2 separate regions of the Homo sapiens genome follow, and region 2 is linked to region 1. Evidence: read pairs that join two places in POLR2A ChIA-PET (ENCODE). Cell type or tissue: MCF 10A. All regions are shown on one strand. Links, peaks and the distances in the headings refer to the core of each region. The heading gives the core; the rest is flanking DNA.

What was found. Peaks named below come from ENCODE experiments on the same cell type or tissue, not always from the same donor. Only the 100,000 strongest peaks of a DNase experiment are listed, where the experiment ranks them.
Region 2: POLR2A ChIA-PET joins it to region 1 with 10 read pairs; 5 of 35 experiments call an interaction of 5 or more read pairs at or near these places.

The regions. Positions count from the first base shown.
Region 1 is chr1:45,884,796-45,900,161 of GRCh38, forward strand. The region is part of intron 4 of MAST2 (microtubule associated serine/threonine kinase 2); the gene reads left to right. It overlaps LOC105378694 (a long non-coding RNA gene), which reads right to left. Exons shown (of 5, transcript XR_001738038.2): 2 at 10,740-10,845. Among named protein-coding and RNA genes, the nearest start is that of MAST2, 89 kb to the left of the region's middle. In MCF 10A, for the core only: no CTCF peak of the experiment used is centred there; a DNase peak (open chromatin) is centred at 7,776.
Region 2 is chr1:45,944,625-45,959,990 of GRCh38, forward strand. MAST2 (microtubule associated serine/threonine kinase 2) reads left to right here. Exons shown (of 29, transcript NM_015112.3): 5 at 14,762-14,853. Among named protein-coding and RNA genes, the nearest start is that of MAST2, 150 kb to the left of the region's middle. In MCF 10A, for the core only: no CTCF peak of the experiment used is centred there; DNase peaks (open chromatin) are centred at 7,667 and 10,107.

The sequences.
Region 1 (15,366 bases), core at 4,834-9,833:
CACTAACAAATTATGTGTGGCTTTAAAACAGGAGCTCCCACTTCTGGACCTGAATTGCCATACTTGTAAAATGAAGGGATTGGCTACCTGATCTCTATGCTTAGTCATCTCCCCAAACAGTTAAAGTTCCATGGTACCTCTTGTACACAGAGCTGGGCAAGTCTTTGTAGGGAGTGTGCAGTAGGAGGCAAAGTACTGCTTAGCATTTGTAGTAAAGAAAACAGGTAAGAACCACAAAACAAATATTTGAATAAGTTTAATTACTACAAAATTTGTTGTGTGGAAAAACTGATGTTAATAAAATGAGTGACTTACCATTTGCTCCACTGTTTCTCGTCCTCATAGCCTGATCTGGAAAATTTTTAAAGTTTCTATAATTGTCATTTAAGTCTTGGTCAGAAGGAGGGGGCATCATATTTGTGTCCCTGTTTGCCTTTCTTAGAATGGTTCTCCCAAGAGCGAATCCTATGGTGTGCTCATTCCAGGTTATAAAGGCCCGTTTCCTCTGATATATCCTTCATGGACATAGAGAAATTTAGAATTTGCCTCTAGTTTGGTGTTCTTGTCCTTTGAGAGAGCGTTTTTGTTAATTAATTTTTGAGGCTTTCAATTGCTGTGCTTTTCACGTAATATGTTAGTTGCATTAAAATGGACAGGAACTCAAATATGAGTTTCTAGACTTATGTGACAACTTGGCATTATACAAAATACACATTCTTCCACTCAACAAGTAATTCCTCCAAAGTCTCCAAATTGGTAAGTGGAAGTATAGCATAAAAATTAACAGCTTGGGTTTGCAAGTCAGGCAGATGTGGGTTTCAGTCACGGCACTATTACTTACTAGATGTTTTTTGGTAAAATCAGTTACTATATTTTTGTCTTTTTGCCTCCATTCACTTTGTCATTTGCTCAAATCTTTCCATCCATGCATCCATCATACTATATTATTTTAGTTCCAGTTAGGTGTAGGCACTATTCTAGATACTGGAGATACAGTAGTGAATAAAGCAGACAAGGTCCCTGTGCTCATGGAGTTTCCATTCTACTTAAGAGAGACAAAAACATGTATGATATGCCATATGGTACTTACTGCTATGAAGAAAAATAAAGCCAGATATCAGAGAGGAGGATGTGTGTTTCTGTGGGGGTGAGGGTTTAAATTTTAAATTTTAAATTGAATTGTCTAGGCTGGGTGTGGTGGTTCACACCTGTAATCCGAGCACTTTGAGAGACTAAGGCAGGAGGATCGCTTGAGTTCAGGAGTTTGAGAACAGCCTGGGCAACATAGTGAGACCCTGTCTCTACAGAAAAATTTTAAAAATCAAAAAATTTTGTATTGTCCAGGAATTTTCTCATTAAGGCAACATTTGAGCAGAGAACAGGAGTCTGGAATGAGTGATACTGAGATAGAGATAGATCGATAAATATATATGTATATATTATATATATTTATATACTTATATAAGTATACATATATATTTATATATTGTATACATATTTATATATGTATCTATAAGTACACACACACACACACACACACACACACACACACATTTATAGTGACATTGGTCAGATTAGGGAAGAGAGCTGTTACATTCTAATACGCAAAATGCAAACATCATCTATGCCTGCCACGATAAGGGCTTTATTGGGGCAAGGTGGTTATGAAAGTTCTTTTGGCCTGGCTCATACCATTTATTTTAGATGTAGCTTCCTGAAACTAAATCATTTTCATTTTTAGAAAGCTATTTCATATTTAAACCCATCTGGGTATTTTTTTAATGCATTAAAAATGTAGTTTAGAATATCAGACCTAAGGGAGTTGATAACTTTGTTCAAAGTACAATATCTGTGAAAAGAAGATTTTGAAGTTCTAAAGTTACTTGTATCTGTTTACCCAGGCTAGAAGGGTTTTATATTTTACTTTTTCATAATTGAAGCAGCTCTGAATGGCTTTTCTTGCCCAATGCTATAGTGGGGGCCTCTTTTTGATGATTCCTTTCAAATAGGATTGTTTCTTTTGCTGTTGTTGTTATTTTGTTTGTTTTTGTGACAGGGTCTCATTCTTTAGCCTAGGCTGGAGTGCAGTGGCGCAGTCTCAGCTCACTGCAGCCTGGTCCTCCCTGGCCTCAGGAGATCTTCCCATCACAGCCTCCTGAGTAGCTGGCACCACAGGCACCTGCCACCACATCTGGCTAATTTTTGTATTTTTTGTAGAGATGGGGTTTCACTATGTTACTCAGGCTGGTCTGGAACTCCTGAGCTCAAGCTATCTGCCTACCTTGGCTTCCCAAAGTGCTTAGATTACAGGCATGAACCACAATGCCTGGCGACTGTTTATTTTGTTTGTGAATTTCAGCACCAGTACCTAGACCCTGCATTTGGGAGCTTAATGTAAATAATGCTTATGTCTCCAGTTACCCTGAAAGTAAAGCTTTTCTAATACCCATTAGGCTTAAGATAATTTTCCTCATATTTCATGAAATGTCTTGCTTTATTTCTTAGAGGCTATGAGCAGTCAATTGAGATAACAGACTGTAGGAGTGGAGAGGTAGCTGTTGGTTGCATTCATCATGGGGTATGTGTATATGTGTGTGTTGATATTATTGGCATTGCTGGCTTGTAGTCTTTAGAGCCCTTGGGGATAGTTAACCTTTTATTTTGTCAGCTTATTCATTTGGGCAGTGGACTTAGATACCAGATATTGGATGAAAGTTAATGTCTGGTGTCTGCAGTGATAGGCACTGCATAGTGGGCAGGGAGGAGTTCCTGGGCCCCAGGGATGTGATGTGTCAAACTTTGTTCCTATGAAACTGACAGTGTCATGTACTTTCCCATTCTGATGCAACTTGATGCCTGGATCAATGCTTCTGGAAAATGTGCTAAAAAGAGATACCACCTGCTGCATACACATAATAAACCCTTTGTTGAGGTATCAGTGGCGTCTGATATAGGGCTTTAGGTTTTCTGTGGGGCTTTGAAAATCAGGAAATTTTGCAATCTTTCAAGACTCTAAAGCCCAGAGTGATAGCTTTGTGTTACATTTAAGACCCTGTCTTTTAAAAGTTGGTGGGAAGTAATTTCATATAGATTCTCTAAGTGTCCAATGGGAAGGCAGGACGTAGCAGAGGTTGGGAGGGAAGTAGCCATAGTCATCACTCATATCCCTACAGGGAACCAGTTTGTTGTTAAAAAATGGATGTAGTTGTTGGCGAGCTTTACCTGTGTAGGTGGGATCTGAAAATCCTTGAGAACCTGTTTTTGTTACTGTATGTTGAGAATAGTTGTCATGCTCATTATCCCCACATTTATATCGCTAGATCTCATAACTGTCCATTCACCATAATGTGACTGAATATTTCAGAGACATCTGAACTGCAGCATTTATGAATCTGAGTCATTGTCTTTCTCAAAAATCAGGTCCTCTCTTATACTCTAGCTTATTAAATGGTACTGCTTCCTCAAGATAGAAAATTTAGTTATTTTTGTTGCCATGCTCTTCCTTACACTCACAAGTCTTTTCTGTTATACCTCTCAAATATCTCTTGGTGTTCTGTCTTTATTTTTATTTTATTTTATTTTTTTGAGACTGAGTCTCGCTCTGTGGTCCAAGCTGGAGTACAGTGGCGCCATCTGGGCTCACTGCAAGCTCCGCCTCCCGGGTTCACACCATTCTCCCACCTCAGCCTCCTGAGTAGCTGGGACTACAGGCCCCCACCACCACGCCCGGCTAATTTTTTGTGTTTTTAGTAGAGACCGGGTATCACTCTGTTAGCCAGTATGGTCTCGATCTGCTGAACTTGTGATCCACCCACCTCGGCCTCCCAAAGTGCTGGGATTACAGGCGTGAGCCACCGCGCGCGGCCTCTTTTTTTTTTTTTTTTTTTTTTTTTTTTTTTTTTTTGAGATGGAGTCTTGCTCTCTCGCCCAGGCTGGAGTGCAATGGCACAATCTCGCCTCACTGCAACCTCCGCCTCCCAGGTTCAAGTGATTCTTCCGCCTCAGCCTCCCCAGTAGCTGGTACTACAGATGTGTGCACCACGCCTGGCTAATTTTTTGTATTTTTAGTAGAGACGGGGTTTCACCACGTTAGCCAGGATGGTCTCAATCTGACCTCATCATCCATCCGCCTCGGCCTCCCAAGTGCTGGGATTACAGGCCTGAGCCACTGTGCCCGGCTGGTGTTCTCTCTTTCTTTATACTACCACTGGTTTGTCCAGATAGTCACAGCCATTGTAATCTCTTGCCTCTGCTACTGCCATAACCTCCTAACTGGCCTTTCTTTATCTGGCATTGCTCACCCTCAGTCTACCTAACTATCATACAATAGCCAGGAAAAGCTTTTTAAAATGCGGATTTCATTATTAGATATTAATTTAAACTTTTTTGGTGAAATTTTTTTTTTTTTGAAACAGAATCTCACTTTGTCACCCAGGTTGGAGTACAGTGGTGCGATCACGGCTCAGTGCAGCCCCAGCCTTCCTGGGCTCAGGTGGTACTCGCACCTCAGTCTCCCAAGTAGCTGGGACCACAGGTGCACGCCGCCACACCCAGCTAATTTTTGTACTTCTTGTAGAGGTGGGGTTTTGCCATGTTGCCCTGGCTGGTCTCAAACTCCTGGGCTAAAACTACCTGCCTTCCTCGGCCTTCCGAGGTGCTGAGATTACAGGTGTGAGCCTCTGCACCTGGCCTTTGGTGAATTTTTTCTTACTCTTAGGATCACACCTGACTATCTATACAGTGTGGTTGCTATATTTTTCTCCATGTTTTACACAATGTGTTCTCTGTGCCTGGAATTTTTGTTTTGTTTCGTTTTGTTTTGTTTTTTTGAGGCAGAATCTCACTCTGTTGCCAGGCTGGAGTACAGTGACGCAATCTTGGCTCACTGCAACCTCCACCTCCTGGGTTCAAGCAATTCTCTTGTCTCAGCCTCCTGAGTAGCTGGGACTACAGGTGCACGCCATGACACCCAGCTAATTTTTTTTTTTTATTTTTAGTAGAGCCAGGGTTTCACCACATTGGTCAGGCTGGTCTCGAACTCCCAACCTCAGGTGATTAAGCAATTCTCCTGCCTCAGCCTCCCAAGTAGCTGGGACTACAGGTGCGCTCCACCACGCTGAGCTAATTTTTATATTTTTAGGGTTTCACCATGTTGGCCATGATGGTCTCAATCTTTTGACCTCGTGATCCGCCTGCCTCGGCCTCCCAAAAGTGCTGGGATTACAGGCATGAGCCCCCGTGCCCAGCTGGAATGTTCTTTTTCCATCTATACCAATCTAGTTCCTACACACCTTTCAAGTCCCAGCTTACACCTCACTTCCTTATGAAAGGCGTTCCTGACCTCACCCAAACCTTGCTGTCTGTAGACTAAGTTGGGTTTCCCAGAACATACTTTCAATAAAGCCTCTACTTTTTCTTCATAGCTCTTACATCAGTTGTAAATAAAGAACTATTTGTCTGCCTTTTCCCGTTGTGTAGTATGTAAGTATTAGCTCAGGCTGCTGTAACAAAATACCACATGCTTAAATAACAAAAATTTATTTTCTTACAGTTATGCAAACTAGTAGTCCAAGAAGGTGACAACATGCTAAGTTTCTGGTAAACCTCTCTTCCTGGCTTGCAGAGAGTGGCCTTCTTGCTGTGTGCTCACATGGCCTTTATGTGGTACACCAGCCTGAGGATAGGGGCATAGATCTGTCTCTTCTTCTTTTTCTTCTTCCTTCTCCCTCCTTCCTTATTTTTTCCTTCATTTTCAAGCCCAACAGTCCTATAGGATTAGAGCCACCCCTATGACCTCATTTAACCTTAATTACTTCCTAAAGAACCTATATGGAAATATAGTCAGATTGGGGGTAAAAGCTTTAACATGAATTTTGGGGAGACACAGTTTAGTCCATAGCAGATGGTAAGCTCCGTGAGGTCAGGACCATGTTGTGCGGTACAATATGCTGATCCCAGAGCCTACTATAGAGTTTAACACAAATTGGCAATCATTTGAACTTGTTCCAAACATTGGTATGGTCTGGCACAAGAATACAAATAGAGGTATACACGTTTAATCATTTAAAATAGAGCTACCAAATTGTAAAATAAAATAAATGCTTTGTCCTCCTACCTCTAGAAATATAGTTGCATAATAACAAATTTTGAAATATGTGTAAAGCTATTGATTTTTAAAAAATAAGCACATGTTAAATATTTAACTCATTGTTAGTAAGGAAATCTGGCAGATATATTAGCCAGTTCAAAGAAGTAAAAGAACCACAAAGTGATATGTGGTATGTGTATGTGTAGTGTTGAAATAAATGTATTATTTATTATAAAATTGAGTTTTTCCATGGAGAGAAGGGAAGTCAGTTGCACCTTCACTGTACAGAATTGATCAGCATGTCTATAGACAAACATTATTTTGTGCACTGGATGTACTAGCTCACACCTGTAATCCCAGCACTTTGGGAGGCTGAGGCAGGAAGATCACTTGAGCCCAGGAGTTTGAGCCCAGCCTGGGCAATGTAGTGAGACCCTGTCTCTGCAAAAGTTTTTTTAAAAAAATTAGCCAGGTGTGGTGGTGACTGCCTGTAGTCCTAGCTACTTAGGGGGCTGAAGTGGGAAGGTTGAGCCTGCAGTGAGCCGTGATTGTGCCACTGTACTCCACCCTGGGTGACAGAGAGAGACCGTTTCAAAACAAAACAAAAAAAAGAAATTATTTCACATAACGTCAGTTACCTACCTATAACTTACAGAGTTGTAAAGTAGCTCAAAGACAATAAAAGACAAACTAGAAGAGTATTCTCTAAACAATATGCATAGTTTTTTATTGGAAATATCTAGTAACCTTTTTTTCTTTTTTAACTTTTTCCAATTTTTTTTTTTATAATCTCCTACCTTTTCATCTAAAATAATTTGAAACGTTTTTGTTCACAAAACAAGGGTGGTCTCATTGGGTTTGGCCTGATTATTTGCATAGTGTGGCCAGAATATTAATTTATCATAAAGCCTTCTTAAATTTACTTTGCTGTAAATTTTTATAAAGAATCTCAGATTGGACTTTTAAAGGCCTCTATTATTTGTATTTTGAGGCTAGGAAGGCAAGCCTAAGAAATACCACATTTCACTTGTAATAACTATAAATTTGGGTGAATTCCTAAGGGTCCTGGGCCTTCCAGGAAGTGGCCTTCCTTACCATCTGTAAGTCTGGACCCTGTAAAGCCAGATACCAGGCCAGTTTTCCCAGGAAGGTTTTGTAAGTATTGGCTCCATAAAGTCAACCATAGTTCCTTAAAAGTGGTTTGTTATACCTGATCAAATAAGCATGATTCTCAAATGTGACCTTTCAGGCAAGCTCTTTGTTGGACAACCATTTTTTACAATTATATTCTGGTCAAAAGGAGAACAGATTCTTGTTTAGCCCTATTCAAATAACCATATTGCCTTGAACTGTAAGGAGACTCAGTAAGACGTTCTTAGTTCTGGGTTAGGGGAGGGTCAGTGAGAATCAGATGTGATTTAGGAATGTTTCATTTTACAAGAGCAAAGTCTACTCAATTGTTAAGAGTTATAGATAGCCTAACAAGGAATACAACTGGCTCCCTTGCATATTAGAAAATGGACATTAAAATAATATTTCAAACAAATTACTATAATCATTTCTTATAGTTCATACCGTTCTGTGTACCTAATTCTCATTTCACTGGATCTTACGTTAGTAGTCGGCTTCTTAACTAAAAAAAGTTCTGGAAATTCTGACTCATTCCACTGGAATGATCTGGAAGTTGTCCAGTTGTCCAAGCAATGCTATTGGAAGCCTGTCTATTCTTTGATGTGTCAGTAGTTTTAAAATACCTGCCGCAGTCCTTTTCCGTGGAGCTCTGAGACAACCCTTCTTTGTTGAAGACACAGACTCTGGCTTCTAGCTGATTGTAGAGCCTTCAGACAGGCCTCAGCACAAAACAGAATCTCTCTGCATGTGACAGAGTCTCATATCATAAGAATAATGCAACTAACAAGGAAATTAAGTTGTTTTTGTCACATGTAAAATGAGAGTAATAAGGCCAGTCCAAAAACTTATAGCAAACTGTAAGAGATTATTGCAAATAAGACAGTGAAGGTTACATCTGATTTAGAAAACATAGATAAACATAATTTTTAGAGAGGGAAAAATCTTTATGTATAACTTATAATATTCTTGTGGTATTATACAGACACCAAAAACATACCAAGAATATACTAAGGACATCAAGTAAAGAGATTCAATGGGTCTGGAATAAGTCCTATACATCTATATTTTTATAAAACTCCAGTCCTATACATCTATATTTTTATAAAACTCCACTGACCTAGAAGGTGCTGGATTGAAATGTTAAAAGTAAGGTTGTTACCAAGTAAACATTTTCAGTTTTTATTATTTATTTATTTATTTATTTTAGACAAGGTCTTGCTCTGTTGCCCAGGCTGGAGTGCAGTGGCTCTGTCATAGCTCACGGCAGCCTCAACCTCCTGGGCTCAAGCGATCCTCCTGTTTCAGCTTCTCAGGTAGCTGGGACTGTAAGCATGCATCACCATGCCCAGCTTATTTATTTCATTTAATTTATTTTTTATTTTATTTTAATTTTTTGCAGGGGGCGGGGTAGAGATAGGGTCTTGTAATGTTCCCTAGGCTGGTCTCTAACTCCTGGGCTCAAGTGATCCTTCTGCCTCAGCCTCCCAAAACGTTGGGATTGCAGATGTGAGCCACCGCACCTGGCCAGTATTTTAGATAATAACTGAAATTAAGACTGAAAACACTTCTTCCTGTAGGATATTTTAAAAAAAAAAAAAAAGACTGAAAACACTAAACTTTTGTTTCCTAAAATCTGGCAGAGTTCTGTCAGGACTCAGAAACGTTATGGATAATGAGGACATTGACAAATCTCTAGGAGTTTTCTATTAATCATACAATAACTAGAATATTTATAGTAATAGCATTTTACCCATACAACTTTAACCTAGGGAACACTGAACATGTCTTCTGGTAGATAACTTTTCTCATGAAATTCATTAATAACAAAATATTAAACCTAATTATTTCTAACATTTCTCTAAAAAGGAGAAAACACGTCTTTGTGATTTTGCCAAGGATGTTTTGGGATATCTCAGAGATAGTTTTTGGTATTAAAAATACACTGACCCCAGCACTTTGTGAGGCCAAGGTGGGAGGATTGCTTGAGCTCAGGAGTTTGAGACCAGCCTAGGCAACATGTTGAAACCCTATTTCTACAAAAATATGTAAAAGTTAGCTGGACGTGGTAGCGCACACCTGTGGTCCCAGCTACTTGGGAGGCTGAGGTGGAAGGATTGCTTGAGCCTGGGAGGTGGAGGTTGCAGTGAACTGAGATCATGCCACTGCACTCTAGCCTGGGTGACAGTGAGACCCTGTCTCAAATTAAAAAAAAAAAAAAATTACACTGAAAGTTTTATTTTATTATTTTCTACACGTAGGATCTGATTTGGGAAAGACAAATCTTCAAATAATCGTTAGTGGAAACACTTAAGATAGGATTGTTGGTGCTTGAGAAATAATACCTGGTTACTTATTTAACCGAAGTGACGGTAAAACATTTATAAACAAACATAGAAAGTAACACAATTTTAAATAACTGTAGTTTTTTTTATGAGGAGCCCTATGCTTGCTTGATTAAGGACCTGATAAGTCAGCATAAAGCACAGAAAATTTTTCTAGCAAGACACAAAATATTTGCTAACTAGGCGTATTACATAGCAAAAGAATATACTTTAATATTGTAGGTAATGGATGGCAGTAAACAGTAAACCAAGGACATGGACTCACCAAAACTGAATAAATTATTTGCTAAAATTTTAACCAGTTTTAGCTTTTCAGACTCAGGTATTATAAACCATGACAGCCAAAATTCACATTCCGAGTTGTGCCCTTCATTAGTCTTCATACTCTGGAACAGACTTATGCTTTACTTGAGTACAAGTTTTAGGGGTTCTCAAGGTCACAATTAATTTGATAATGAGTACTAAGATGTTATTAAGATGCAGTGCATTTTTAGTGTTATCATCAAATGAATCAGTAAGTGTTTTTTAATGTCTCAGTTTCCATTTTCAATACTGTAATTATTGATGGTTATATCCCACAGAAACAATTTGGGGTCCTTCATTTTATGAATTTTGGCAAATATATATACCCATGTAACTACAACCACAATTAATAGATAGAACATTTTTCTTACCCCCAAATATTCCTTCTGTAGTTTTGCAGTCAATCCCATCTTCCACATCTTGGCCTCAGGCAACCACTGATCTATTGTTTGGCACTACAGATTAGCTTTGCCTGTGGTAGAATTTCATATAAATGAAAATGACAAATGACCTGCTTTTTTGTAATTGGCTTCCTTTATGTTTCAGTGTTTCCTTTTGTGACTATACCACTATTTGATGGATATTTGGGTTGTTTCTAGTTTTTGGATATTATGAATAAAGCTGCTATAATCATTCATGTATAAGTTTTTTTTTTATGGGCATATGTTTTCATTTCTCTTGGGTACATACCCGGGATTGGTCAGCCCATAAAATCAGTGTCCCACTCTGCTGCCACAAATGGGAATAACTTAGCTATAAATAAATACAAAACAAAACCCAGTTATGTAAAGAAAAATTGAAATTAGAAATGTGGAGATTCCGTAAACTTCTTTGTTCATCTGGGAGCCAACTTCAGATTACCACTTCAGATTTACCTGTGGGAACCAAGCACTGATGTACATGGATGGTCCACGTGAGGTGTACTTCTCTGATGTGACTCACAGGTTAATTCTTTGGACATTTGGTGGAAGACTTCCAAAACTGTTTAACAGACAGTTTTTTTAAAAAAAGTAAAAACAAAAAATCATGGCTTTCATCCAGATATAAAATGAAAACATTCAAAGATGAAAGAAAAACAGCATATCATCAAAGAGAGAAACAGGCAAATATTACAACCAATTCCATTATCAATTTTTATACAATTGAAAATGGCAAAATGTCAAAAATGACAGTTGAATTAACACTGCACATGTCTATGTGTTCATCTATTTAAATGAGCAATAAAGTAAAGGCAAATTCATAAATTATTAAAATATTTACACTTTTCTTTGGCTTTATTTTTACCAAAATTGTTATTTGTAATCAATAATTTCTTGTAAATTGTATTCTTTTAATAACAATGCCAAATGAAACAGACTTTCTTGAATGACTATATTTCTTAGATTTTTTTTTTTTTTTTGAGACCGAGTCTTGCTCTGTTGCCCAGGTTGGAGTGCAGTGGCACTGCAACCTCTGCCTCCCTGGTTCAAGGAATTCTCATGCCTCAGCCTCCCGAGTAGCTGGGACTACAGACATGGGTGCCACCACACCTGGCTAATTTTTGTGTTTTTAGTAGAGATGGGGGTTTCACCATATTGGCCAGGCTAGTCTCGAACTCCTGACCTCAAGTGATCCGCCCTCCTTGGTCTCCCAAAGTGCTGGGATTACAGGTGTGAGCCACTGTACTTAGCCTCTTAGATTTTTATTTTAATATTTACCGGTTTATAGGATATTGCAAAGGATAGAGATGAAGAGATTCATAGGGTGAGTTACTAGGGAAGGGGCAGGGAGCTTCTGTGCCCTCCCCAGCCGTGTCACTTCAATAACTTCCATGTGTGCAGCCATCCTGAAGCTCACTGAACCCTGTCCTCTTGGGTTTTTATGGAAGCTTCATGAAGTCAATATTTCTTGCCCCAGGTGTAGGGTGGAACTCTCTCATGGGAGAGCCTTAAGACCCACAGTCAGAAAGGTTGGGGAACATTAAAGTGAAAGGAGAGCTGGAGAAGGTCAGAGGCCTGCCCCTGAGGCCTAACGCAGCCAACATTCTAACAAAAGACTGTAACTAGGGCTATGGGAGTTGTAAGCCAGAAACCGTAGATTAAAACCAGTATGTATATCATAACACCACAGGTCACCCCCTAGTTTGTGACCACAGATCTTTTATATCAAACAATATTTGTATATGCAGTCATTAATCATTAGTCCAGTACATCATATTGTATGAATGTCTCCCAGGATGAGGCCATTCCGGTTTGCAAGTTTCCTAAATCTTGTCAAGTTCCAAAAGCAGGATTGGCCTTGGTAAACACACAGCTTCATACTTTCATGCATCTGGAATAATTGAGCTTGAGATAGTATCATCTTTTGTTCTTAGACTCTTTTGGGCTGTTAACATAACATTGAATTTTCCTCAGTTAGTAACCCTAACTCATTTATTCACTTCTTTACTTTCAGCTATGGTTTCTCCTTCTTTCCGTTTATACCCAAATTTTTTCACCTCTGAAAGGGACATTAGAATCTTCTTGTGCTGTTCCAGATTGCAGGCAGCAATACAAGTCTAGGAGTAGGTCTTCCTCAGTCCACTCCCATTCAGATAGGGTAAAGTTATATAGGAGCAGAACTAGTGAGCTATTTTTACCATCAGGCAATATAGTTGCATTCACTGTTAGTCCCACTTTTGCTAAATGGGGTGAAAGCACTACTCACCCCAGTAATGTTCTTAGGAATTTTGCCATTAGGTTTAAAAACATAGTTACAGTTTTTTCTTAGAAATCATCTCTGATGTTTCAGCACTTGTAGTTGCAACCCTGGTCCTAGGACCACTGCATCAGGTAGGAGAGAAAAAATAAATTTTTTAAAGGTGATTTGGGGAGGAAAGAAAAAACTATAGGCTAGGCGAAGTGGTCATGCCTGTAATCCCAGCACTTTGGGAGGCCAAGGCAGGAGGATTGCTTGAGCTCAGGAGTTTGAGACCAGCCTGGGCAACATGGCAAAACCTGTCTCTACCAAAAATACAAAAAATTAGCTGGGTGTGGTGGCACTTGCCTGTGGTCCCAGCTACTCGAGAGGCTGAGGTGGGAGGATCTCTTGAGCCCTGGAAGCGGAGGTTGCGGTGAGCCATAATCACGCCGCTGCACTCCAGCCTGGGCAACAGAGCAAGACCCTGTCTTAAAAAAACAAATAGAGCCAGGCACAGTGGCTCATACTTGTAATCCCAGCACTTTGGGAGGCCAAGGCAGGCAGATCACCTGAGGTCAGGAGTTCGAGACCAGCCTGGCCAACATATAGTGAAACTCCGTCTCTACTAAAAATACAGAAAAATTAGCTGGGCATGGTGGTGCATGCCTGTAGTCCCAGCTACTTGGCAAGCTGAGGTGGGAGAATCGCTTGAACCTGGGAGGTGGAGGTTGCAGGGAGCCGAGATGGCTCCGCTGTACTCCAGCCTGGGCGACAGAGTGAGACTCTGTCTCTCAAAAACAAACAAACGAAACCAAAAAAAGAAAAGAAAAAGAAAAAATTATAGTAGTTATACAAGTGCGCTCCTCCCCTGGTAAGAATTGTGTAGTCATACTAGCATCCTCCCCATCCCCTCTTCCTCAGATCAACCAGAAAAACAGAGAAAAAGTCCCACGTTAAGTATGAGCACATACGTCCTTATGATCGCCTGTAAGCCAGCCCTTCATGCTTTTTATCTCCCCCTGTTTTAGACAACCAATGTTTCAATTGCCCATTCTACTTCTCTATCAAACTATTACTCTAAGGAGGATATCTCACTCTGTCCATTGTTGGACATTATGGGCTGTATAGTGTGTTCCTTGGTCTGAAGAATGATGGTGGGCCATCCAAATCCATGCAATATCTTCCGTTCTGTTTTTTTTGTTGTTGTTGTTTTTGTTTTTACTCTGAGAATTTTTATCTTCCATGGGATAAGCAAAGCCCACTCCAGAGTCAGTGTCTATTCCTGTCAAGACCCCTTTGTAGCTCCCAGGGCTACCGGCATCAGTCTCATTTGCCAGCCATGTTCAGGGCCTTCCTACCAGAGAATCTGCGCCATAGCCATCAGCAATCTCTGTCTCTGTTGCTGAGAAACAGAACAGTTCTTTCTGGCATTTTGTACCTGAAAGGGTGCAAAAGGATCATGTCTAGATTCAGCTCACCTCTGCACTGCTGCATTGCCCCCATACTCACTTTTTTTCAGGGACTGAGTTGGCCACCTCAAGGGAGCACATGGGATGTCTACTTATCCATCCCTGTCACCTTAATGCATCCCTCAAATCTCCTTAGGGCCATGCTCCATATGGGCATTCTTTTAACAGGCCAGATTTCCATTGTCCTCTCACCTGAGTATATAGCCAAGCCATTGGTTACATTGCATGAGGTCAGTAAAGACTCAAACACAGGGGCTTCTACCATTGTTCAATTCTTCCATCAGTCACTGTTAGAAAAATATAATGCAATTCAGCCCACCAAGCAGATCTGTTTTTACCTTCTTTGATCAGAGGAGTAGTCTTCCAAAGCAGGATGATGGTTTTCATTTACCTTGGAATTGCCATCCATGAACCAAACAGCTCTTGATCAATTTTTTTTAATTAAATTTTATTTGGAGGAGATTTGCTCTGCTGAAGCAATAGAAATTAGAATTGGCCAAAAATATTTTTCCTTTCTTTTCTTTTTTTTTTTTTTTTTTTTAGATTCAGGGGTACATGTGCAGGATTGTTACATGGATATATTGTGTAATGCTGGGGTTTCGGCTTCTAGTGAACCCATCAGCCAAATAGTGAACATAATACTCAATAGGTAGTTTTTCTATGCTTGCCATACCTCCTCTCCCCTTTTGGAGTCCCCAGTGTCTATTGTTTCCATCTTTATGACCACACGTACCCATTGTTTAGCTCTCACTTATAAGTGAGTACACATGGTATTTGATTTTCTGTTTCTGAGTTATTTCATATAGAATAATGGCCTCCAGCTACATCCACATTGCTGCAAAGGACAGGATTTCATTCTATTTATGGCTGCATAGTATTCCATGGTATATATGTACCACATTTTCTTTATCCAATCTACTGATGGTGGGCACCTAGGTTGATTTCATGAATTTGTATTGTGAATAGTGCTGCGATAAATGTACCAGTGTAGGTGTCTTTTTGATAAAATAATTTTCTTATGCTATGTCATCAGGCCCAAGGGGAAAAAAAGAGCTTTACAATTAAAAAAAAATTTTTTTTTTTAAGATTTCTTTTCCCGGCCCAGCGCGATGGCTTACACCTGTAATCCCAGCACTTTACTTTGGGAGGCTGAGGCAAGTGGATCACAAGGTCAGGAGTTCAAGAACAGCCTGGCCAACATGGTAAAACCCTGTCTCTACTAAAAATAAAAAAATTAGCCAGGCATGGTGGTGTGCACTTTTAGTCCCAGATGCTTGGGAGGCTGAGGCAGAAGAATTGCTTGTACCTGGGAGCCAGTGGTTGCAGTGAGCCGAGATGGTGCCACTGCACTCCAGCCTGGGCGACAGAGCGAGAC
Region 2 (15,366 bases), core at 5,773-10,772, 61 kb after region 1:
CTCCTAATTTAATCTTCTCCCCCACCATACTCCATCCTTCCAGAAACATTTCTTCTAGAGCCTTCTCGTCTTCTCCTCCAACTCAGAGTGATTATTTTCTAGTCCCCTTGCATATTTATTTGCCATCATGGTATTTCCAGTATCTCTCTCTACTGTGGGTTCTGAATTCCTCAGATCTTCTGCCTTCCTCTTGGAAGCCTCCTGTCCTTCTGTGCCACGACTGCCTGTGCCAAAATATGTTGTGAGTTCTCTTCTTCACATATCTAAGTCTCTTCAGCTATGAGCCTCTGAAGGCCAAGGATTGAGTATACTTGCACCTTTTTGAGTATTTTAAGTGCCTGACATAGAACCTTGCAATTAGCTGTCATTAAAAAATGACTGTGGACCAGGTGTGGTGGCTCCTGCCACAAGCCTTTGTAATGCCCAGCATTTAGGGAGACTGAGGCAGGAGGGTCACTTGAGCCCAGCAGTTCATAACCAGCCTGGGCAACATAGTGAGATCTTGTCTCTATGAAATAATAAACAAAATTTAGCCAGGTGTGGTGGTGTGCACTTATTCCCAGCTGCTCAGGAGGCTGTGGTTGGAGGATCACTTAATCCTGGGAGGTCAAGTCTATAGTGGACTGAGATTGCACCACTGCAATCCAGCCTAGGTGACAGAGTGAAACCCTATCTCAAAAAGACTGTGTTTTCTGATCATGGCATGTGACAAATAATACAAATGAAATAAAAAATAAAAAATTGAGGGTAAAAGAAAAAACAGAATAATAAAAAGATAAAACAACAACCATAAAAATGACCATGATGATACTGGTCTATTGAAAGTGGGGGGCCTGGTCCTTATGTAGCGTCTCTACCCATGGCTGCCTCGTAGAAACTAACTGTGTTCTAATCTTTTCTGCTATGGAAATTTGGGCACAGGCCAGACAGCTGGGCAATTTATTGAGGAAGGAGGTAGAAAAGAAGGATTGTTACTAATACAGGATGGGTTTAATCTGTATTAGTAGCAGATTAAACTGTGTATTAAGTAACAGATTAAAGTATGTATTAGTAACACTTAAACTATGTATGTATTGGGCCAAAATACATAGTAATTACAGGACATTTTGCATTTCCTGTCAACCACTAGCTCTCAAAGCTACTGGTCTAGAAATGTAACCTGTGAGTGGGCTTATAATTTGGAGCTTCCAGAGAAATCCAGAGGCCATGGGAACTAGTAAAGACAAACCAAATATACCACAACTTCCCAGACACTATGTTATCAGGGCAGTCTATACTAGTTCCAAGGCCCATGTTTGTGGATGGCCTCAGTAGTGGAAGTGTACTCCATTCAGAGAAAAAAATCTATAGTCTCACTGGCTGCTTTCCTTTGATTACCAAGAGATGTACTGCTTTAAGAATACATTACAAAACCATTATCTCCCTTTCCTTAATTCTCCAGTCTCTCCCATTCATTAATTCTCCAAATAATAAACATGTATCAGGCACTGTCCTGGACACTGGAAATATAGGCATGCCTAGAATACCCAGAATCTGAGGCAGTGCCCAGTCTAGGGTTTTTAAATTTTTCTCCTATCTCTTTTACCAGGTTGATTCCATTAGAACTGTGTGAATGTCAACTGCAAATAATCAAAGACAGAATTATCTTGTTTTCTTGGTGGTGGGGAGATTTACTAAGGTGTGGTGGAAAATCCTATCCTCATCTTGAGACTGGGGATGGAGACAAGTTGCCTGTCATGAAGGGAACTTGCTACTACGTCACATAAATTATTCCAGGGCAGAAGATTGTACTGGCTTATATTTGGCCAATTTCCTCCCTCTCTTTATGTCTTTTCTTTAAAACCCTTGATTCCTTCCAAGTGTTCTTAGTCTATTAAATTCATGATATCTTGGGCTTGGCATTCCAGGTTTAGACCTGTATTTGTTTCTTTTCCCTGTAAGTTGTAACTGTTGCAGGAACATGTAGCAGAGATGTTTAGATTTGGCTGGTATAATCTGCCTGGGACTGAATTATGCTTCCTTTGCATTGCTGGTGGTCTTTTCTGCTATAAGATATAGTGAAAGGATTCAGGATTGTTCAGTGTAGAGATAATCTGTACCTCTTTATTTTTTGTCTGGCTCAAGATAGCGCTCTCTTTATTGTGTCCTGATATAGGGTTGATAGTCACAATAGTAGTCAAGGTGGTCACGACTAAAGACTTTGGTGGGAGCATACTGTTTCCTTAGTCTCTGTCATAGCAGACCTGCTCCCCAATATTTGTGCCTACGTCAGAGTTTTGCACCAGTCCCTAGGGTACTTATTGCTGTCCTCTCGTCCATGAAGTTAGGCCACATAAAATGCCCTTGATTTTCTGGATACTTGACTTTTAGATCATTTGAGGATGAAGCACCACACTAAGAAAGTCCGAGGGCAAAGAAAATTCAAGTTAGATTAGGCCTTCAAATAATGTTATTATTTTATCTTGACTTAGGGAAAGCTATGTAGCATTTCTTAGCCTTCAGTTCCTTGTCCAAATAAAGGGATAATAATAGTCGCTGCTTCATAGGGTGTGAGATACTACATGTAATGCTTTAAACCAGGGTTGTTAGTTTTACAAGCCAATCTTTTGGCTTCCCTCTGCCACATAGGAAGAATTGTCTTGGGCCACACACAGAATACACTAATGATAGCTGATGAGCTTTAAAAAAAAAAAAAAAAAAAAAAAAACCCAAACACCTCATAATGTTTTAAGAAAATTTCCAAATTTGTATTGAGCCACATTCAAAGCTGTCCTGGACTGCATGTGGCCTGTGGGCTGCCAGTTGGACAAGTTAGCTTTAAACCAAGCCCAGTGAGCTCTTAGTAATTGTTAGATATTATCATTGTTGTTTTAAATGCATAGCTGATTTCAGCAGAACATGAGGAAAACCCTGAGGGACCCAAATCAGAGAGAGAAAACAACACCTAATCAATAAGAGTAGAAGTGCTAGCCAGAGCAGTAGGCAAGAGAAAGAAATAAAGGGTACCCAAATAGAAAGAGAGGAAGTCAAACTACCCTTGTTTGCAGATGACATGATTCTATATGTAGAACACCTGATAGTCTCAGCCCAAAAGCTTCTTTTATTTTTTTGAGACGGAGTCTCGCTCTGTCGCCCAAGCTGGAGTGTAGAGGGCCCATCTCGGCCCACTGCAAGCTCCACCTCCCAGGTTCATGCTATTCTTCTGCCTCAGCCTCCCGAGTAGCTGGGACTACAGTTGCCCGCCACCACACCCGGCTAATTTTTTGTATTTTTAGTAGAGACAGGGTTTCATCATGTTAGCCAGGATGGTCTTGATTTGCTGACCTCGTGATCCACCTGCCCTGGCTTCCCAAAGTGCTGGGATTACAGGCATGAGCCACTGCGCCTGGCCCCAAAAGCTTCTTAAGCTGATAAACAACTTCAGCAAAGTTTCAGGATACAAAATCAATCACTAGCAGAAAGCACTAGCATTCCTATCCGCCAACAGCAGCCAGGGAGAGAGCCAAATCAGGAAGGCAGTCCCATTTACAATTGCCACAAAAAGAATAAAATACCTAGGAATACAGCTAACCAGAGACGTGAAAGATCTCTACAATGAGAATTGCAAAACACTGCTCAAAGAAATCGGAGAGGACACAAACAAATGGAAAAACATACCATGCTCATGGATAGGAAGAATCAATATCATTAAAATGATCATATTGCCTGAAGCAATTTATAGATTGAATGCTATTTCTATCAAACTACCAAGAGTATTCTTCACAGAACTAGAAAAATTATTTAAAAAATTATATGGAACCGGGCCGGGTGCGGTGGCTCACGCCTGTAATCCCAGCACTTTGGGAGGCCAAGGCGGGTGGATCATGAGGTCAGGAGTTCAAGACCAGCCTGGCTAATATGGTGAAACCCCATCTCTAGTAAAAATACAAAAAATTAGCTGCATGTGGTGGTGTGTGTCTGTAGTCTCAGCTACCTGGGAGGCTGAGGCAGGAGAATTGCTTGAACCTGGGAGGTGAAGATTGGAGTGGACTGAGATCATGCCACTCCATTCCAGCCTGGGCGACAGAGTGAGACTCCATCTCAAAAAAAAAAAAAAAAAAAAAAAAAAAGTCATATGGAACAAGAAAAGAGCCCAAATCGCCAAGGCAATCCTAAGCAAAGAGAACAAAGCTGACTTCAAACTATACTACAGGGCTACAGTAATTAAAACAGCATGGTGCTGGTACAAAAACAGGGACATAAACCAATAGAACAGAACAGAGAGCCTATTTTAAAAATCAGGGGTTTTAAAATCGTAGGCCACACACCTATGATAACCTGATCTTTGACAAAGCTGACAAAAACAAGCAATGGGGAAAAGACTCCCTATTCAGTAAGTGGTTCTGGGATAACTGGCTAGCCATAAGCAGAAGACTGAAGCTACATAGTACCCCTCCTTTACATCATATACAAAAATCAACTCAAGATGCGTTAAAGACTTAAACGTAAAACTATGAAAACCCTGGAAGACAACCTAAGCAGTACCATCCTGGACACAGGAATGGGCAGATTTCATGACAAAGACACCAAAAGCGATTGCAACAAAAGCAAAAATGGACAAGTTTAATTAAACTTAAGAGGTTCTGCACAACAAAAGAAACTATCAACAGAGTAAACAGACAACCTACAGAATAGGAAAAAATATTTGCAATCTGCATCTGACAAAGGTCTAATATTCAGCATCTATAAGGAACTTAAACAAATTTACAGGAGAAAAACAACCCCATTAAAAAGTGGGCAAAGGACGTGAACAGATACTTTTCAAAAGAAGGCATACATGCGACCAACAAGCATAAGAAAAAAAGCTCAATATCACCGAGCATTAGAGAACTGCAAATCAAAACCACAATGAGATCTATCATTTCACACCAGTCAGAATGGCTGTTGTTAAAAGTAAAAAAATAACAGATGCTGGCAAGGTTGTGGAGGAAAGGGAACACTTACACACTGTTGGTGGGAGTGTAATTTAGTTCAACCATTGTGGAAAGCAGTATGGTGATTCCTCAAAGAGCTAAAAGCAGAAGTACCATTTGACCCAGCAATTTCATTACTAGGTATATACCCAGAGGAATATAAATCATTCTGCCATAAAGACACATGCACACGAATGTTCATTATAGCACTATTCACATTAGCAAAGACATGGAATCAACCTAAATGCCCATTAATGATAGATGGGATAAAGAAAATGTGGTACATATATACCATGGAATGTTATGCAGCCATAAAGAACAAGATCATGTCTTTTGCGAGAACATGGATGGAGCTGGAGGCTACGATCCTAAGTAAACTAACCCAGGAACAGGAAACCAAATACCGCATGTTCTTACTTATAAGTGGGAGCTGAATGAAGATAACTCATGAACACAAAGAAGGGAAAACAACAGACATTGAGGTCTACTTGGGGGTGGAGAGAGAGAGGAGGGAGAGGAGCAGGAAAAGTAACTATTGGGTGCTAGGCTTAATATCTGGGTGATGAAACAACCTATACAACAAACCCCTGTGTCAGGAGTTTACCTATGTACCTGAATATGTACCCCTGAACCTAAAAAATAATAATAATAACAGTGGGAGCCAGCTTTGAAGCTTCCAAAAATGGGGTCAGGGAGGAGATGTGCTAGTCTCAATAACCTTGAGGGGAAAAAAGATGAGGTCTTGGCTTGTTTAGTGTAAGCAATTAGAATGGACACCCCCTACATACAATTAGGACCCTCAAAAGACTTCACCCTCAGTGCAGGAATGGACTAGGAAAACCACTGGCATGTACAGATAAAAAGAACTTTCTTAATCTCATCTGGATTTTAAATAGGGCTTTTAATAAAGGAAAGACGTCTCCCTTGAAAATTTCTACCTGTAAGCCTTCACTTAACTGAAATTGGGGGTTGGAGTTTATACTCTTTGTGTGGTCTAGAAGCTGGTTCTGGGCTGGTAATAACTCTGGCTCATCTGTCAGAAACAAACTTAACACTTCTATTAAGTGACATACCCTCAAATCAGGTATCATAGGATTCTCATAAATGCAGCTTCACTGAAGGTAAGTTTGTAGTACAAAATTACAAACCAACCAACCAATCTCCCCTAAGTGAAAATCAATAGATAAAAGAAACAGTTTGGAACTTCAGAAAGTAGCATTAGAGGGTGGGCACAGTGGCTCACAACTTTCATCTTAATACTTTGGATGGCTGAGGCGAGTGGACTGCTTGAGCCCAGGAGTTCGAAACCAGCCTGGGCAACATGGTCAAACCCTGTCTCTACAAAAAAATACGAATGTTAGCTGAGTGTGGTGGCTCATGCCTGTAATCCCAGCACTTTAGGAGGCTGAGGTGGGAGGATCGCTTGAGCCCGGGAGTTCAAGACCAGCCTGAACAACATAGTGAAGTCTCATCTCTACTAAATTTTTTTTTTTTTAATTAGCTGGGCATGGTGGTGCATGCTTGTTTTCTCAGCTACTTGGGAGGCTGAGGTGAGGATTGCTTGTGTCAGGGAGGTCAAGGCTGCAGTGAACTGTGATTGTGCCATTGCACCCTAGCCTGGATGACAGAGTGAGAACCTGTCTCAAAAAGAAAAACAAAGTAACATTAGAGATTAAGACTGTAAGATTAGTATATTTAAAATTATTAAGAATATAAAAGAAGGAGGCTGGACATGATGGCTTATGCCTGTAATCCCAGCAGTTTGGGAGGACAAGACGGGCGGATCACTTGAGCCCAGGAGTTCAAGACCATCCCAGACAATATGGTAAAACCCTGTCTCTACAAAAAATACAAAACTTAGTCAGGCATGGTAGCATGGGCCTGTGGCCCCAGCTACCCTGGAGGCTGAGGTGGGAGGATCACCTGAGCCCAGGAAATAGAGGCAACAGTGAGTGGAGATTGAGCCACTGCACTCCAACCTGGGTGACAGAGTGATCCCCTGTCTCAAAACAAACAAAAAAGAATATAAAAGAAGGAAACAGAAACAAGAGAAAAAAAGACCAAATATATTTGGACAAAAAGCTAATTAGAATTCGAGGAATAAAATATATGTATTGTGTTGTTGAAATTGAAAATGCAACAGTCGTGTTAAATAATAGAGCTGTGGACAAAGTAAAATTTTTATCAAGAGTGCAAGACAGAAATGGGAAGATATAAACTATGAATGAAAGCTAAGAAATACAGAAGATATGATCAGATGGTCCAACAGAATATGGAGAAATGGGAAGAGGCAGTATTCATAGAGATAATGACTGAGACCTTCCAGAACTGATTAGAAACAAACAAGGAACATCTTGAAGCATGGTGAGTCCCCACTATAATAAATAAAAATAAATCCCCATCTAGATACATTGCAGTACTGCAGAGCCATGAAAACAAAGAGAATATCTTAAAGAACCCTCAAGAATTCACTAAAGTAAAAGAGCTCAGCAAGAAAGTTCACTCAAGAAAATTGAAAATATATGTTCATGCAAAAACTTGTAAACAAATGTTCACAGCAGCAGCATCTATGATAACCAAAAAGTAGTAACAACCCAAATACCTTGTCATTTTATGAAAGGATTAACAATTGTGGCATGGAGAATTTATGCATGCCACAACATGCATGAAAACATGCTGAGTAAAAGAAGCCAAAGACTACATAATGTATGATTCAGTTTCTGTGAAATGTCCAGAATACGTAGAGTCCACAGAGACAGTGAATCCATAGAGACAGTACGTTGGTGGTTGGTTGTGGGGAGAATGGGATGGAGAATGACTGCTAATGGGTACAAGGTTTCTTTTTGGCAATGAAAATATTCTGGAATTAGATAGTGGCAGTGCTTGCACAGCCTTGTGAATATACTAAAAATGAATGAGTTGTACATTTTAAAAGGGTGAATTTTATATTGTTGGAAATATATCTAAAAAAATAAGTTAATGGTTAAAATAAAGCAACCAGACAGAAAAAGAAAAATTAAGTACAAAGGAACAGCACTTATGCTAAGAGTAAGCTTTTCAACAGCAATAACAGGAGCCATAAGACTACAGAATAATATTTTTAAAGTATTGAGAAAAAAGTTACTCTGAACAAGACACTAGAATTATCCATACTTGCTAAATTAGCAGTGGAAGTGAGTGACCAAAAAAAGCCATTTTCAGACCATCAAAAACCAAGAGAACAAAATCTATAGAGAAGATTTATTACTATCAGATCCTCTCTGAAATAATTACTACAGGATATATTTCAGAAACAAAGAAGAAATACATGAGATCCCAAGAGGGAATGTTAAGCAGTGAAATTAGAAAATACATGAGTAAATCTAAGCAAGCAATTATTGTATAAAATAATAATTACTAATTTGGCAATGTAAAAGTAAGATAGACCTGAAATAATAGATTGTAATAATAGGTAAGTTGAAAGGGAGTGGGAGGATTGGAGTTAAAAGCGATCTAGGATCTTTTAATTTTGTTCAGAAAGAGAGTTGAGGTGCTGGTTAACTTTAGACATTGTTGAGACAAGAACACCTATTAAACCTTGAATAATAACAACTACTTTAGGACAGAAAAAAACAAAACAATATGTAATTTCTAAACCAATAGAGCAGAGGTTAAAAAAAAAAACTTGATTAATTCAAGGAGAGTTGCCATCAGACTTGGAGGAAAACTTTACCTTAGAGCAAAGACTTTTCTCCTAGTTCCTCTGATGCCTGCTGCCCTTGCGGGGAATTCTGACTACCTGCTTCTGTGGAAATACATTCATTTGTTCAATAAACACTTGTCGAAAACCTCCTATGCCCTGTGTACTATTTCTAGGTGATTGGGATACCTCTTAGAGCTCACTCTAGAAAAGAAGAAACAGACAGTAAACATAGTTTATGTAGTATGTTAGAAGATGACAAATGCTATTGGGAAAAAAGGTAGACCAAAGGGGATTCAGGAAAACAGAAAATTGGGAAGGTGACATTAGAATAAAGCCTTGAAGGAGTGAGGGATTTTGCCATTGTGTAGTTGAAGGAAGGACATTGCAAGTAAAGGGAACAGTTAACGCTGGTCCTAGTAGCTAGAAGTGCCTGTGCAAAATTAGCAGCCTGTGGAAGGTTTTGAGCAGAGGAATGAAATAATCAGATGTGTGCTTTAAAAGAATCACTGTGGCTTGCTCATATTAAGAACAGATTAGGGTAGAAGACAAGAGTAAACCAGAGAGACTAGTTAGGAGGGTATTGAAATCCAGGTAAGCAATAAATAATATATCAATAATAATATAATGGATACGTAATAATATCTCCCTTTATTGGGGAGGGAATATGTATTTTTTTCCCACTCTCACTTCCCCATCTTAACCAGGACATCTTGGTTGTTACTCTGAAATATTATAGCATCTGGAAGTGCTTGACTGTAACCAGCTCCACATTCTTCTTTATATTGTTTACACTTACTGAAACAGAAGTGATCTTTTCCTCATTCTAAATTCTAAAAGGTGCCTGCCAAGTACTATCCAGTCACGGAGTGCTCAAGTTCCTAGGAGCAGCTAGACCTCTGAGATTTGGAGACTGGAGAGACCTAAGGGATCTGCAACCAGACATCTTATTCCATACCCTTTGTTGCTTCACAGTGGGAAGCAGGCTTCCTAAGTAAATTTACAGCAGCTCTTGCAGGGGTCAGATTTTCCGAGTGCCTGCTAGTTGCTGGAGGGAGGGGTTTTTGAAGGCTAGAAACGATCTACTACTCTCCAAATGTGGTTACAATTCAACATTGTCACAGAGAATGCACGATATGCCTTAGCCCTTGTTCTTGCTGTTGACTGAGATGACCATGGCGAGGTATGTAAGAAATTGAAATGCCAAGTCTCACTCCAAGTAGCCAAGTGACTGGGATGATTTAACACCAGTCTTTGCATGAGGTAGCTCCGGGGGCTTCCAGGCTACCACCCGTCCGCTGAGAGTTAGTGTACCCAACTCTGCAGATATCCAGTACTTCATCTTACTGGAATGAAAGAATTAAGACTTGCCCTTTATCTTCTTAGGATCCTGGGGAAATGGCCAGAGCCTGTTGAAATGGAAAAATTAGCCAGTTCCTTGTTGTGGATCTCAGCTGAGTCATGGTATCTGTAGCAGAGTGTCTGACCTTTTTTTCCCCTGGCAGCTGTTAAAGATTTGCCAAGTGAGATTATGTGTACCTTTATAAAAAGGCATGTGGCCTGGAAATACGATCTTTAGTGTTTTGGCTTTTATTTTAAATTTTAAATAAGGTTAAGGCAAATGAAGCTGGAATTAATTATCCGTCCCTGAAGTTTCAAGACATTTTCACTTTCAGACACAAGGATTTAGATATAACAGTTTGATTTACCTTTCATAGGCCAGGTATACATGTATCTTCTTTATTTTAATCCTTGTAACAAATCATACTCATCCATTCATTTAACAAATACTTATTGAGAGCCTACTGTGTGCCAGGCAGCGTTCTAGGTATTGAGGAGTGCAGCAGTACACAAAGCATACAAAAGCCCCTGCCCTCATACAGTTTAATTTCTGATGAGAAGAGAGACAACAAAATGAATGTGCAAAATATATACCATCATATATATATTGGGGATTAGTTCCAGGACCCACACGGATACCAAAATCTGCAGATGCCCAAGTCTCTTATATAAAAGAGCATACATAATATTCGCATATAACCTATACACATCTTCCTGTATACTTTAAATCATCTCTAGATTATTTATAATATCTAATACAAAGCAAATCCCTGCAAATAGCTGTTATACTATATTTTTAAAATTTATATTATTTTAAAAGTTTTAAAAAATATTTTCCACCCATAGTTGGTTGAATCCATGGATGTGGAACCCACATGCTGACTGTAGTGTGTTAGATGATGATAAGTGCTAGGAGAAAAATATATCAAGAAAGGGGGATAGAGAGTTTGGGAGGGTTTGCAATTTTAAATAGAATGATCGGGGAAAATTCACCCAGAAGATTGTACTTGAGCAAAGACCTGAAGGAAGAGGGGAGCAAGCCTTGAGGCAACCTGGGAGAAACATAGGCAAAGGAAATCCCAATTGTAAAGGCCCTGAGATGGGTGGCTCGCTTGGCATTTTCTAAGAAAGGCGAGGAGGCCGGTGTGGCTGGAGAGTGAGCAGGAGGGAGAGAGGTCATGGAGAATCCAGACCATATAATGCCTTGTAGGCCATCATCAGAACTGGCTTTTTCTCTCAGTGAGACAAGGAGAATTTTAAATGGAAGAGGGACATGATGTTGCTTACATTTTAAAATTTTTGTATAGTTTTATTGAGGTATGATTGGAATATAATAGATTGTATGACTGTGATAATGAACATGAAGATAATGAACAGATCTATAACTCTCAGAAGTTTCCTCATGACTATCTATAATCCATTCCTTGCTTCTCATTGGGCAACTACTAATCTGCAGTCTGTCACTATAGATTAGTTAGCATTTTCTATAATTTTATATAAATGGAATTGGATCAACTAAACAATTTGTCCTTGTGAGTCCCACCAGTGAAATTTCTTAATTGTGGTGGGTCAAATTCAAATTTTATTTTTTTAGTGGTTCTACTTTTGAGAAAATTTTTATTTCACCTCTCCCAATGGATAGATGTTTATTTCAAGATACATTGCAACCTATTGTCAACACTTCAAACCTGCCAATCATTGACTTCTTGAAGGAGTGTAATTTGTTATCTATGGCTCCTAAATGTTCCTCATATCACCAACCCTTACTGTGGGTGGTACAATGCCAGTATAATAAAGACAGCTATTCATGGAAATTTGTTCACTGCAATTGCCAATCAGCATGAGTCTGTCTTTGAAAGGATTATTTTTTCACAAAATCCAGCATTTCCCTGAATAAGTGGCTTCATCTTCCCTTGTTATGGTCTATGGAAGTCACAGAGAGAGCAACTACTGCTGTTACTGGAATTTCAGTCCATACTATGGTCAGTGTCCACAATTTCTGTCACAAAGTATGCAAGCATTACTTTGAACTACATCCGATACAGCTTAGTGGTTTAGGTCATTACTTGCAAATCAGTGAGTCCTGTTTTAGCCACGAAATCAAGTGTCACTATAGCCATGCTCTGGAGAGAGAAATAATGGGCTTTTGGTATGGTGGATACACCCATCAGCCAGCTATTGGTTATTTGGAAATTTTTGGTGACTGTTCTGCCCAAACCTTGCCACCTATTTTGCAGTGCCTAGTTGAGCACAGTTCATATCATCTCTTGGCATACATACCCAAAACATCTAGTGCTATTGAAATAAATGCAAAGCAAAGTGCAAGACCATGAGAGGAATTCGTCACAATGTGTTGGACTCGTATTTGGTCGAATTTATGTGGGATGATTGACTTGGAAATAATGTTTTCAATTCCCTTTTAGCGCATGTGTCAGAACAGTCTCCTGTTAAGTAACATTATGTTTGACTTTTGTTTTTAGTATATTTTAGTATAAATATCCAGGGACAAATTTTTTGATTGAATACACCTGAGAGGCAAATTGTTCAACTCATCCATGAAAGCATACAACATACTCTTTTTTGTCTGGCATCTTGCTTTCAGCATAATTATTTGTGAGATTCATCCATTGTGTGAATCAATTATTCATTCCTTGTTATTGCTGAGTAGAATTCCATTATATGGATATACTGTGATTTGTTTGTCACTCATCTGTTGGTGCATATTTTAGGTGGTTTGTAGTTTCGGGCTTTCACAAATAACAGCATATAAGTGGATCCTGCTATTTTATCCAGTCTGACAATCTCTGCCTTAACTGGCTGTGTACTTAGAACATTTATATTTAATATGATTATTGGTATGATTGGGTTTAAATATGTTATTTGTTTTCTAATTGGCCCAACTGTACGTGTTCTTCTTTTTCTGGCACAATCATTGGCTCACTGTAGCCATGAACCCCTGGAGTCAAGCAGTCCTCCTGCCTCAGTCACCCAAGTAGCTAGGACTGTAGGCATGTGCCAACATGCCCAGCTATTTTTTTTTAATTTTTATTTTCTGTACAGATTTGAGGAAGGAAAAGGGGTATTGGAGGTTTAAGGAGAAAATGTGAATTAGTTGTCTTGGAGAGTGAGCAAACACATTACTCTGGTAAATGTGCTAAGATTGTCAGGCAGTAATGAGGCCCCACTTGATGTTTGTCACTGTGAATATAAAGACACATCAGCCAGCATGATTCTGGGTTTTTCTTCAGTCACTCTAAGTTCCCAGGTGCAGTTGCAAAATAGATGGGAAGCTTGGTTGTAAAGGGTTGGGATTTCGCCAGGACTTTGGTGTCCTTGGGAGGTAGCAACGTTTCATTTGGAGCTAGAATTTAAAGCAGACACTCAGAAGAGAAATTGGGGATATAGGCAGTTTGCTGATGACATACTGAGTTCAAGGAGGCAAAGTATAAGCTTTTCTCAAAGGTTCAGAGTAGTGGGAGACTGTCAGGTTAGAGAGTGGAAGGCATTCCATGGTGACTGAGGTAGTTAGGGGTATGGGCATGATTGGATTCCTCCTGATGGTTTCTTAGGGGAAAATGGTTATCATTTCTAATGATAATCTCTTTCTTGAGATTGATCTCATTCCTTCCATCAGCCCTACAGAGTCTGGCTGTGGCCTTCCCCATAGCTTCTATAACCTACTTCTTTTTCTGTCATTCTCCCCTCCTGTCATCCACTCTTGACTTCTTTGCTATTTCTTGAACATCCCAAATTTGTTCTTGTCTCAGTGCCTTTACCTTTACTTTTCTCTCTGCCTCTCAGCTCTACTTTTGTCTGAGTCCTTCATATCATTCAGCTCTCTCATCAGACTTCACTTCCCTAGTTAGCACTCCCACACCAGTCTCTTATTTCCTTTCTCCTTTTCTCCCTCTCCCTCCCTCCCTCTCTCTCTCTCTCCCTCTATCCCCCTCTCCCCCTCTCCCTCTCTCTCCCTCTTTCTGTTCTTTCTTCCTCTTCCTTTTCCCACAGCACTGTTCACTCCAGTTATGAGGATAGAGACTGTTCTTTTGTTCCCTACTGCTTCCCTCCTAAGACACTGCCTAGTGTGTAGTAGGTGTTCAATAAATATTTGGATGAATATAAATGGCAAACTTCCCTAATGCCTTCAAAAGATAGACTGACTTTCAAATAAATTGATATAGACTTTTCAGTAATAGATGTTGCATGAAATGGCTTTTCATCACCATCTGGTTTTCTCCAACCAGAAGAAAAAGCTTCAGACATTAACATGTAGTGGAAAGCCCGTTTATAGAAGAAACCCAGGGCTGTTCTGACATTTATTCTGAAATGAGAATATTACTTAATTCACGGACTAAACGTTCTAAAAATAATAATTTCATAGATTAATAGTTTTGGGGGGTTCTTAGAGAATATGAGAATATTTTGACTTGTGCTTTTTATTTTGTAAATCAATTTGCAGTGGTCATTCTTCATTAGATACTGTTTAAAACATGGTTTTTGCCCGTAGGGAGCTCCTTGTGTTTGCTTGGGAAATAAAACTAAACATTGGAAAAGCACAGTGGCAATACAAGATGAAAGTCAAGGCAGTGAAAAAAGTTATTCCAAGGAGGAACACAGTGCTTTATGGAATCTAACTGGTGCCGAGTGTAATTGCTGACCCAGTTCAGTTTAAAGAAGTATACTGTGCGGCCCGTGGAATGGTGTCCCTCTTTAGTTCCTTAAAAACCACTCAAGGTCTCTGGGCCCATGGTGTGGCCCTATTATAATTCATATTTTGTTTTCATTGCAGTTGTCGGACAAGTAACCGCAAGAGCTTGATTGTGACCTCTAGCACATCACCTACACTACCACGGCCACACTCACCACTCCATGGCCACACAGGTGAGTGCTTGAAGGTTAAGAAAGGTTGAATGAAAGAGTGGCCACAGATGCCCAATTTCTTTCCTACTTCTCATGTTGTGCAGTTCCGTATATTACATTGTCACTTTACTTGGCTGACTGAAGCAGACAGAGCTCATGGGCTTGCTTTCTGTACGAGAATGAGTTAGCCTGCTTTTGACTCTTAGTTGTTTCTTACCTTGTTCTCTCAACATTCCTTTTAGTCTTGTACATATCTTGGGGCCAGGTATGTGTCCTGGGTTTATGGCCTCTGTTCTAGTGTGTTCTAGTGTGTTACAGCTCCATTCGTCTTGGGTCATTTGATGAGGAGTCCACTAATATTTTGTACTACCGTGCCCAAGGATTAGGGCTCACAGAGAGGGTTTTTCGTCTAATGGGACTCCTGTTAACCTTCCTGCTCTTAGATTAGGAGATAACAAAAGCAAGAGGAGTATGTGTTTGTTTGTTTGTTTTTAAATAGAAACGAGGTCTCTCTATGTTGCCCAGGCTGGTCTT